Regions from separate parts of the Homo sapiens genome. Here region 2 is linked to region 1. Evidence: read pairs that join two places in POLR2A ChIA-PET (ENCODE). Cell type or tissue: Panc1. All regions are shown on one strand. Region 1 holds the start of SNORD97 (small nucleolar RNA, C/D box 97). Region 2 overlaps GALNT18 (polypeptide N-acetylgalactosaminyltransferase 18).

Region 1 (5,000 bases):
TTTGTGGACCCCTTTTTATCTAGACTTTCTTTCTCCTTTTCTGAAATAGGGGCTAAGCCAGCTCTACCATAACCAGAGTCAGGGACTCTTATCCCAGCTGCAAGGACAGTCGAAGGATATGCCACCTCGGTTTTCTAAGAAAGGACAGCTTAATGCAGATGAGGTACATTTGCCTATGTTACTTATATACCATAGTTTGTCCATTCAGAAATTTATTGCCCGATGATTATAAAAAGACGCGTTATTAAGAGGACTTTATGCTGGAGTTCTTGACGTTTTTCTCTCTTTTCTATACTTCTTTTTCTTTCTTTGAATGTCCAGCGTCCTGTGAGCGAAGATTATGAGATATGAGGGCAAGTCTCCTAAAGTCTGTTAGAGCAAGAAAACTGGTTGTCAAAATATTGTGGTTTCTTTCTTTGTAAGGGTGATTTAACTAAGGATAAAACAGGGCATTTTCTAAACTGTAGTTAAATTTGCAGTTTTTTATTTGAATATTTTAGTCATGCTAATTCTAAGAGAATGTAAGATTTATAATAGTATCTTACTACTGTATGCATCAGATCTTTAAATTTTTTGCCAAAAATTAAACCTGTTAATGTGGAGTACCTTCTTTAGTTTTTCAAAAAGCTTAATGTTTCCCTAGATTCTGTCACTGTATAGGATTTTAGAATGTTGTATTTAATATGTTCGCCAACTGCATGTTGTTAATTTAGATATATTTTGTTTTCAATTCCAGATTAGCCTGAGGCCTGCTCAGTCGTTCCTAATGAATAAAAATCAAGTGCCAAAGCTTCAGCCCCAGATAACTATGATTCCTCCTAGTGCACAACCACCACGCACTCAAACACCACCTCTGGGACAGGTACAGACCATAGTAGGACAGCATTTTCTAAAGATATCTGAAGACTTTTTTCTAAATTTAGTGTGTTCTTCCCCCTAATTTCATAGTCCTCTTTTTAAAAAAAGTCTGTCATTGCTTGTTTTTTAGACACCTCAGCTTGGTCTCAAAACTAATCCACCGCTTATCCAGGAAAAGCCTGCCAAGACCAGCAAAAAGCCACCACCGTCAAAGGAAGAACTCCTTAAACTAACTGTAAGTTTCAAATATCCCATTTTAGTGTAATTAGCCTGTATTTGAGATAGAGAATACATTAAAGATACTTGTGTTCTTCACAGGAAACTGTTGTGACTGAATATCTAAATAGTGGAAATGCAAATGAGGCTGTCAATGGTGTAAGAGAAATGAGGGCTCCTAAACACTTTCTTCCTGAGATGTTAAGCAAAGTAATCATCCTGTCACTAGATAGAAGCGATGAAGATAAAGAAAAAGCAAGTTCTTTGATCAGTTTACTCAAACAGGAAGGGATAGCCACAAGTGACAACTTCATGCAGGTAGGACACTTTACTGATTGTGTGGTAAGAACTCTTACCACTCAAATTCGAAAACTGATAAACTGTTGTATATTTCTTTCAAGGCTTTCCTGAATGTATTGGACCAGTGTCCCAAACTGGAGGTTGACATCCCTTTGGTGAAATCCTATTTAGCACAGTTTGCAGCTCGTGCCATCATTTCAGAGCTGGTGAGCATTTCAGAACTAGCTCAACCACTAGAAAGTGGCACCCATTTTCCTCTCTTCCTACTTTGTCTTCAGCAGTTAGCTAAATTACAAGATCGAGAATGGTTAACAGAACTTTTTCAACAAAGCAAGGTCAATATGCAGAAAATGCTCCCAGGTAAGAGAATGCTGACTTGTTTGTTTTGTTTTTTTAATATTATATCTAGAGATTTCAGGTACCTTGAGTGGATTTATGTAGGTCAGACAGTCTGATTGTCCTGCTCAGATAATGATAAACATTACCACAGATCTCACCTATAAAGAGAGATTTATAATTTAACTACTTTCATTTGATCCGTATGTTGAGTTTTTTTCATTTGCTGGGTTGGTTCTCTATTCTGCTACATGGATCTTACATACTTGGGGACATCATTTGTGAAGCTCTGCTCTCTGGACAGGACAACTTGGTAAAATGAACTATTAGATGATGCAGGTGGCTTTGTCTCTTCAGAAATTGATCAGAATAAGGACCGCATGTTGGAGATTTTGGAAGGAAAGGGACTGAGTTTCTTATTCCCACTCCTCAAATTGGAGAAGGAACTGTTGAAGCAAATAAAGTTGGATCCATCCCCTCAAACCATATATAAATGGATTAAAGATAACATCTCTCCCAAACTTCATGTAGATAAAGGATTTGTGAACATCTTAATGACTAGGTAAGACGAATGGTTTTCTGCATATGGTAATGTTTCATGTACTGGAAAAGAAGCGTAGGAGACTAAGAGTTGTCTCTTGAGCAAGAAAACTCACTGTTGGGTTCTAACAAGACCTCTTTCTGTCCAGCTTCTTACAGTACATTTCTAGTGAAGTAAACCCCCCCAGCGATGAAACAGATTCATCCTCTGCTCCTTCCAAAGAACAGTTAGAGCAGGAAAAACAACTACTACTATCTTTCAAGCCAGTAATGCAGAAATTTCTTCATGATCACGTTGATCTACAAGTCAGTGCCCTGTATGCTCTCCAGGTGCACTGCTATAACAGCAACTTCCCAAAAGGTGAGAGGACTTGTATCAGAAGAACGGCGTGAGGAAGTTCTTAAACAGAACACTAAATAATGGGCTTATTACTTTTTTCTTTTTTTTTTTTTTTTTAAGGCATGTTACTTCGCTTTTTTGTGCACTTCTATGACATGGAAATTATTGAAGAAGAAGCTTTCTTGGCTTGGAAAGAAGATATAACCCAAGAGTTTCCGGGAAAAGGCAAGGCTTTGTTCCAGGTAAGTCTTTTGTTAAAAATTTGGTCTGCTTACTTCAGTTTGCTTGGTATTAACTTCAAGTTAAGAGCCTTTTTCAACTGAAATACAGGCAAGGTAGTCCTAGTTAGTAGTTTGTCTTCACCTGTACATTTCATTCTGCACTATTTGAAGCTATTATTAAGTAAAGCTACACAATGAATCAATTCTAGTGGTGTATAAGATGTTAGAGGTAGCTAACTTTTCAAGGAGTATAGCTACTTATATACATGGGAGTGACTGTACAAGTTTCGATTTAAGCTTTTTTAAAAACATCAGTAAAGAGGAAATTGTAGCTGGGCACGTGGCTCATGCCTGTAATCCTAGCACTTTAAGAGGCTGAGGTGGGAGGATCACTTGAGCTCAGGAGTTCAAGACCAGCCTGGGCAGCATAGTGAAACCCTGTCTCTAAAAAATACAAAAAATTAGCCAGACGTGGTGACATGTTCTGTGGTCCTGGTCCCAGCTACTCGGGAGGATGTCTTGAGCCCAGGAGGCAGAGGTTGCAGTGAGCTGAGATCACACCACTGCACTCTAGTCTGGGCAACAGAGTGAGACTGTGTCTCAAAAAAAGAAAAAAAGTTTAAATACTATATATTTTTCTAAAAAGAGGAGATGTTTCTGATTTCTCACAATTTGATTTTTTCTTATTGAATGAACTTGTAGCCCTAGGGGAAGAACATCAGGGCATTCTCTCAAATCACCTGAAGAGCAGTTTAAAAAGCAGGTTCCAGGCCTATTCCTAGAGATTCTGGTTTAGTAGGTCTGTGGTACAAAATCCAGGTGATTCTTTCTCATGCTACTAGTTTTCCAGGGGGCCCAGGCTTGAGAAACATTGGTCCTGCAGCATCTTCCTACCTTTTTATTGCTGATGATAAACAAGATTCACGAGGATCATCCTTGCAGGATTAAATCTTTAGCTCTGTGTTGTCCCAAATCTGGATAATATACCACTGTTCGTTAACTTAATATACAAATTGTTGGTAGGGATATCCTTGTTTCATATTCTAAAACTGTGTAGTACCACCTAAAACTTTTTGGATGGATTTCTGTTTATATCATGAACTATTTTAATTTACAAATCTTAATTTATAGGTGAATCAGTGGCTAACCTGGTTAGAAACTGCTGAAGAAGAAGAATCAGAGGAAGAAGCTGACTAAAGAACCAGCCAAAGCCTTAAATTGTGCAAAACATACTGTTGCTATGATGTAACTGCATTTGACCTAACCACTGCGAAAATTCATTCCGCTGTAATGTTTTCACAATATTTAAAGCAGAAGCACGTCAGTTAGGATTTCCTTCTGCATAAGGTTTTTTTGTAGTGTAATGTCTTAATCATAGTCTACCATCAAATATTTTAGGAGTATCTTTAATGTTTAGATAGTATATTAGCAGCATGCAATAATTACATCATAAGTTCTCAAGCAGAGGCAGTCTATTGCAAGGACCTTCTTTGCTGCCAGTTATCATAGGCTGTTTTAAGTTAGAAAACTGAATAGCAACACTGAATACTGTAGAAATGCACTTTGCTCAGTAATACTTGAGTTGTTGCAATATTTGATTATCCATTTGGTTGTTACAGAAAAATTCTTAACTGTAATTGATGGTTGTTGCCGTAATAGTATATTGCCTGTATTTCTACCTCTAGTAATGGGCTTTATGTGCTAGATTTTAATATCCTTGAGCCTGGGCAAGTGCACAAGTCTTTTTAAAAGAAACATGGTTTACTTGCACAAAACTGATCAGTTTTGAGAGATCGTTAATGCCCTTGAAGTGGTTTTTGTGGGTGTGAAACAAATGGTGAGAATTTGAATTGGTCCCTCCTATTATAGTATTGAAATTAAGTCTACTTAATTTATCAAGTCATGTTCATGCCCTGATTTTATATACTTGTATCTATCAATAAACATTGTGATACTTGATGTAGTGATGTGTGGCTGTAAATGGCATCCATAGTCTGGGAGAATTGTCAGCTTTGTTTTTGAGGTATAGGAGACCCACCTTAGTTTGACTTAAGGACTTCCCAATTTTTGTTTTTCTGCTGTACAAGCCTGGGTTCCAGAAGGAATTTTTAGACTCTTCAAGATGAGACACAAGATTTAAGGTGTTTATTTCCTTTGAGTTACTGAAACTAACCAATATAAACGATTTT
Region 2 (5,000 bases), 730 kb before region 1:
TGGAGAAATGCATTTATAAATGAGAAAGCATCTTCCCTGTGTCGGGCTCCTTCAAGAGAGGGTACCCACATCAGATGATAATTGTCATAGTCTAGGTGCAAGACTCCCACAGACATTGAGGAACCTGTCCATCTTAGAGTGTGGCGTGGACTCGACTGGATTGCTGTTCACTGACAGCTGCTGTGCTCCTGCGGGAGAGTAATATTCCCCACTTTCCCTGGATTTCACACTTGGCCATGTGACTTATTTTGGCTAAATAAATGTGAGCAGAAGTGACATGTCACTTTCAGGTGGAAAATTTAAGAGCCAATATATGCTCAATGGTCAATGGTACAGGTATTCTAGCAGCTCTTTTCCCAATGTAAGGGTGACAATGATGACACAGGAGCAGAGATCCTAGGTGATCCTGATGGACGTGTAGCCTGAGATGTAGCCTTTGTGATATAAGCTACCGGTATTTGGGGTGTTTTTGTTACTGCAATATAACCAGCTCTCCCCTGACAAATACACTATATTTTTAAAAGAAATATATTTTTAAAAGAAAGAATGATGTATTTATTACTTCCATGAATAACTACATATGTTCTGGTTTTTATAGCAGAAAGACAATGAAAGAAGTAACTATACATGCCAGAAAGGGACCAGCGCTGCATTTTTAAAGGAACATCAAAGACTCCAGGAGTCTACTTGTAAGAGTCTATGAATTTATTCACAAAGTCGTGCTATTCTACCATCACACAAACAGTCTGTCACTCACAGAAATGTTTGATCCATGGCCGGGCCCATGGCTTGCGGGAAATTGTTACATGGAAAAGCCGATACTGGCTTCCCTCCCTCCACCCACATCTAACTTCCTGGTCTTCCCTGATGACATCCTGCCTTTATGGCTTTATACATCCCTGACTGCCTGCCTAAAATGCCATTGCTCTCTTTTCTTCCAACATCCTGTCCCTGAGAACGCCTAGCATACTTACAGCAAATGTCTACACTGCCTCTGGAGCCTTTCTCATACCTTTCCCCCACTCCAGGCAGATGGAAGTTTCTTCCGTGTCTTCCAATTGCCAACTGGTCACCCCCATTAGCATGTTGCAGTGACACCTCAAATGTGATATGCGTGGCCGGGCACGGTGGCTCATGAGTGTAATCCCAGCACTTTAGGAGACTGAGGCGGGCGGATCACCTGAGGTTGGGAGTTCGAGACCAGCCTGACCAACATGGAGAAACCCTGTCTCTACTAAAATTACAAAATTAGCTGGGCGTGGTGGCGGGCGCCTGTAATCCCAGCTACTCGGGAGGCTGAGGCAGGAGAATTGCTTGAACCCAGCAGGTGGAGGTTGTGGTGAGCTGAGATAGTGTCATTGAACTTCAGCCTGGGCAACAAAAGCGAAACTCCATCTCAAAAAAAAAAAAAAAAAAAGTAATATGCACAACACCAGATCATCAGCTTTCTTCAAACCTGTTCCCCTTCCTACCTCCTCCATATCCACAACTGACTCCATTCTCCATTTAGATAAAATCAGTAGCCCTGTATTCTGTGTATTACTCATTCTTCCCTGTCTCAACCTCATCCAATCAAGTCTTACCGATTTCGCCACTGAAATGTTTCGTGAACTTTTTTGCTTTTACTATCGCTGTTTCAGATAAGGACCTTATCATCTGGCACTGGTTTTCATCTAACAGTCTTTCTTATTCATTGAGCTCCCTGCTTCTCATTCACCTCCATTCTACCACTTCTAGGGTAATATTTCTATTACCCTAGAAGGTAAGGATCCAGTGGAAACTTTCAGTCATTCGCGTTTCCTTGAGAGTGATGTTTAAATTGCTAGGATGGCATTCTGGGCCTTTCGAAATCTCCTCCATTTCGTTGTTTTTCCTACCTCTCCTCCTCCCCACCCTGTCTATATTCCGGCAACACCAGAATGTATTCATGCATATATATGTATTTTTTTTCTTGCACCTCTCTGAATTTGTATATTGGTTTTTCTGCATGAAATCCCCTCCTTTCTCTTCAACCTTCTCTGATAACCCTGGACTTAGTCTTCAAGATCCAGTCTGAGTTTTGCATCCTCTGGGAGCCTCCTGGAAACCCCAGACAGAATCTCTCTCTCCTTTCCTATTGCTTCTCAGAGCTTGTGTTTATGCTTCCCTTAAAACACTTCCACTCTCTGCCAGCTATGATTCAAGAATGACACAGACAAATGTCGTGAAGGCAGAGACTGAGTCCTATTTACTTATACATTTCGTTTGTTCACTAGACAATGGTATGGACTGGTTCTCCATAAATGTGTATCAGTCTGTTTTATTGTAACAAACAGCTTCCCGCCCCCAAATCAGTGACTTAGAATAAGAAACACTTATTTCTATGCTCACATTAAAGTTGGAGACTGTGTGAGTCAGTTGTGGCTGCCACAGCTCTGCTAGGTTCTGTTCCACGTGTCTTCCCATTCTGAGGCACAGGCTGAAGGACCAATCCCTATTTGGAACACACCATTTTCCTGGAAGAGAAAACGAAAGTGAGAGCCTCCATATGCAATGGCTCCTAAAGCTTCTGCTAGGGCCTAGTTTATATCATATCCCATTGATCACAGCAAGTTACAGGTTCAAGCTCAGTGTTATTGAGAAACCATTCTCCCATAGGATGGAGGGATACTGCAAGGCAATGGTAATAAATAACTATGTGTAATATTTCACAGAGAAGGAGGGCAGATAAATGAGAATTATAATATACTCTGCTGAAATCCATGAAATTAAATAGAGTCATGCTGCTGAAAAGGATCTTGAAGAACTCCAATTTCCTCATTTGTTAGACATGTGTCATTTTGGGCCACCTAGCATCTGAGCCCACTTCTTATGTTTGGGAAATTCCCTACTTTTTGAGTCTTGGTAGGAAGAGAGGCTGATCAGAACAGGCTTCTACTAGATAAGTGATTTCTAGCCTTTCTTGGATTTAGGGCCAGGTCTATGACTTGGGCTACATCAGTCACAAGTATTTGATTTAAGACTTTGAATCAAGAGCTGGTACCTCGCACTAGCTGAAGTGCCAGGAGCCTTGAGTTCTTGGGGTGCTGGTAGCTGCAATGCAGTGCCCAGTATCCACAGTATTGGCAGTGCCCAGAGGGTCCTCTACTGAAGTAATAAGATTTGGGGTGATGTTCTTGGTGACCTGAGAGCCTGGTTCGCTACCTCTCTTGGCAATTCCATGAGCTTCCCAGTGTCCTTTAATTAATTCACTTCTGACCCATGTTAGCCAGTGCTGTTGCTGTTGCTTGCAGCCGTGTGTCCTACCTCCTTTCCCAGGGAGGCAGGGTGTACGATATTTTTTTTTTTTTTTGAGATGGAGTCTCGCTCTGTTGCCCAGGCTGGAGTGCAGTGGTGCGATCTCGGCTCACTGCAACCTCTTCCTCCCGGGTTCTCACCATTCTCCTGCCTCAGCCTCCCGAGTAGCTGGGACTACAGGAGCCCACCAACACGCCTGGCTAATTTTTTGTATTTTTAGTAGAGACGGGGTTTCACTGTGTTAGCCAAGATGGTCTCGATCTCCTGACCTCATGATCCACCCGCCTCAGCCTCCCAAAGTGGCACGGTGTAAGAATTTTAAGAGCATTAGCTTTGAAACCAGACTTCTTGAGTTTGAAGACCTCTAGAGGTAGCTCTCGGTTACCTCTGCACAGAGCAAGCAAGCTACTTAACTTCCATGAGCCTCCATTTCCTCACCTGTGACATTGTCCTCACCTGTGAGAGTGACAAGATTTGCCTCAAACAGCTGTTGTATTAAAAGAGATGCTGTACTTGGAGGGCATGCAGGACCTATTCTGATTGCAGTTCTTTGAAAGAAAGTGAAATGACTTTCTCAAGTTCATAATGTCTGTGGGTGGCAAAACTGGAAGGCAGACCTCCTGGCTCAAAATAGCACTGTAGACCTTCACTCAGATGGAATTGATCTTGCGGACATAATGAAAGGGCTTGTAATAAGAAAAAGCATGTAAATTGCTACTTTCTTGGCAAGCAGTTTGTAAGGGAGAGCCTCTGCCTGAATTGTTAGTGGACTGCACTGCGCTCAGTCTCTTACTTTACTCTCATCTGCCTAATCTGAGGACAGGGGAAGAAGTTTCATGTTTGGTGCTCCAAGAGAATTTCAGAGTAAGGGTGGGGAGACTGTAAACCCAGATTTGAATAGGAAGCTAGTCTAACCCATGCTGTCTGTGTGGCAAATGTGTGCTCCAGACTTCTGAAACAAGTGGCACAGATTGTGCACAGCTAGCTGCGTGACAAGTGTCTTTGTCGGTGGAGAAGGAGCCGCCACACTGAGACTGTTAGACATCTTGAGTTCTGTGGATACAGTGGACTGTCTGTTTTGTTTTTGTGTTTCAACATCCAGAAAAAAATCCAGTCACAGTAGCTTGTGTCAGGATTCTAGCAGGCTTTGAGCTCTTCTGCAGTGGTCCCAAGGAGCGTGGCATGTGGCATGGACCAGTCAGAGGTCTTCCCTCTGCTTGTTGAGCTGAGTGGTGGTGGGACAGCTGACGCAGGGCTGCGTGTTTCTGTGGGCATGATTCTTCATCTCTTGTCTGTGCTATGTGGCAGGGCTTTGGGTCAGAAACAACTACAAAAAATCAAGGGACACTCTCATCCCCTCCTTCCCTCTGATGGGAGGACCCTGAAGCCTGGCCCCATTCCCGTTCTTAGCCTTAAGTCCTGTCGGCCACTGGAAGTTGTGTGGAAAGAGGGATGGGATGCAGGGAAGCTTAAGAGCTTCCAGTTTGGGCAGCCGTCTCTCAGAGATGGGGCATAGAGTTTGTAGGGCAGGGACCGATGTGTGTTTGACCTGATGGTTATTCCCCAGAATGAGGAGAGGTCATGTGGAGGTAGGAGGAGAGTAGCACCTCAGGGGGAGGATTCTTGGGATAGAAGAGGCCTGGGGCCTCCTAGGGCCTTCCTTCCTTCCTTCCTTCCTAGGGTGGGTAGAAGTCATCCCGCCCCAGTGTGGCTGACATGGCTCT

The links. ChIA-PET counts read pairs that join two places held together with the same protein. Peaks named below come from ENCODE experiments on the same cell type or tissue, not always from the same donor. Only the 100,000 strongest peaks of a DNase experiment are listed, where the experiment ranks them.
Region 2: POLR2A ChIA-PET joins it to region 1 with 10 read pairs; 1 of 35 experiments calls an interaction of 5 or more read pairs at or near these places.

What each region holds. Positions count from the first base shown.
Region 1 is chr11:10,796,824-10,801,823 of GRCh38, reverse strand. EIF4G2 (eukaryotic translation initiation factor 4 gamma 2) reads left to right here. Exons shown (of 22, transcript NM_001418.4): 14 at 50-163; 15 at 737-862; 16 at 989-1,093; 17 at 1,177-1,392; 18 at 1,476-1,734; 19 at 2,068-2,272; 20 at 2,400-2,611; 21 at 2,711-2,832; 22 at 3,943-4,770. The coding sequence ends at 4,008. It overlaps SNORD97 (small nucleolar RNA, C/D box 97), which reads left to right and starts at 216; the gene lies at 216-357. In Panc1, no CTCF peak of the experiment used is centred here; no DNase peak of the experiment used is centred here; H3K27ac peaks cover 677 bases.
Region 2 is chr11:11,522,050-11,527,049 of GRCh38, reverse strand. The region is part of intron 1 of GALNT18 (polypeptide N-acetylgalactosaminyltransferase 18); the gene reads left to right. Among named protein-coding and RNA genes, the nearest start is that of GALNT18-AS1, 45 kb to the left of the region's middle. In Panc1, no CTCF peak of the experiment used is centred here; a DNase peak (open chromatin) is centred at 2,191.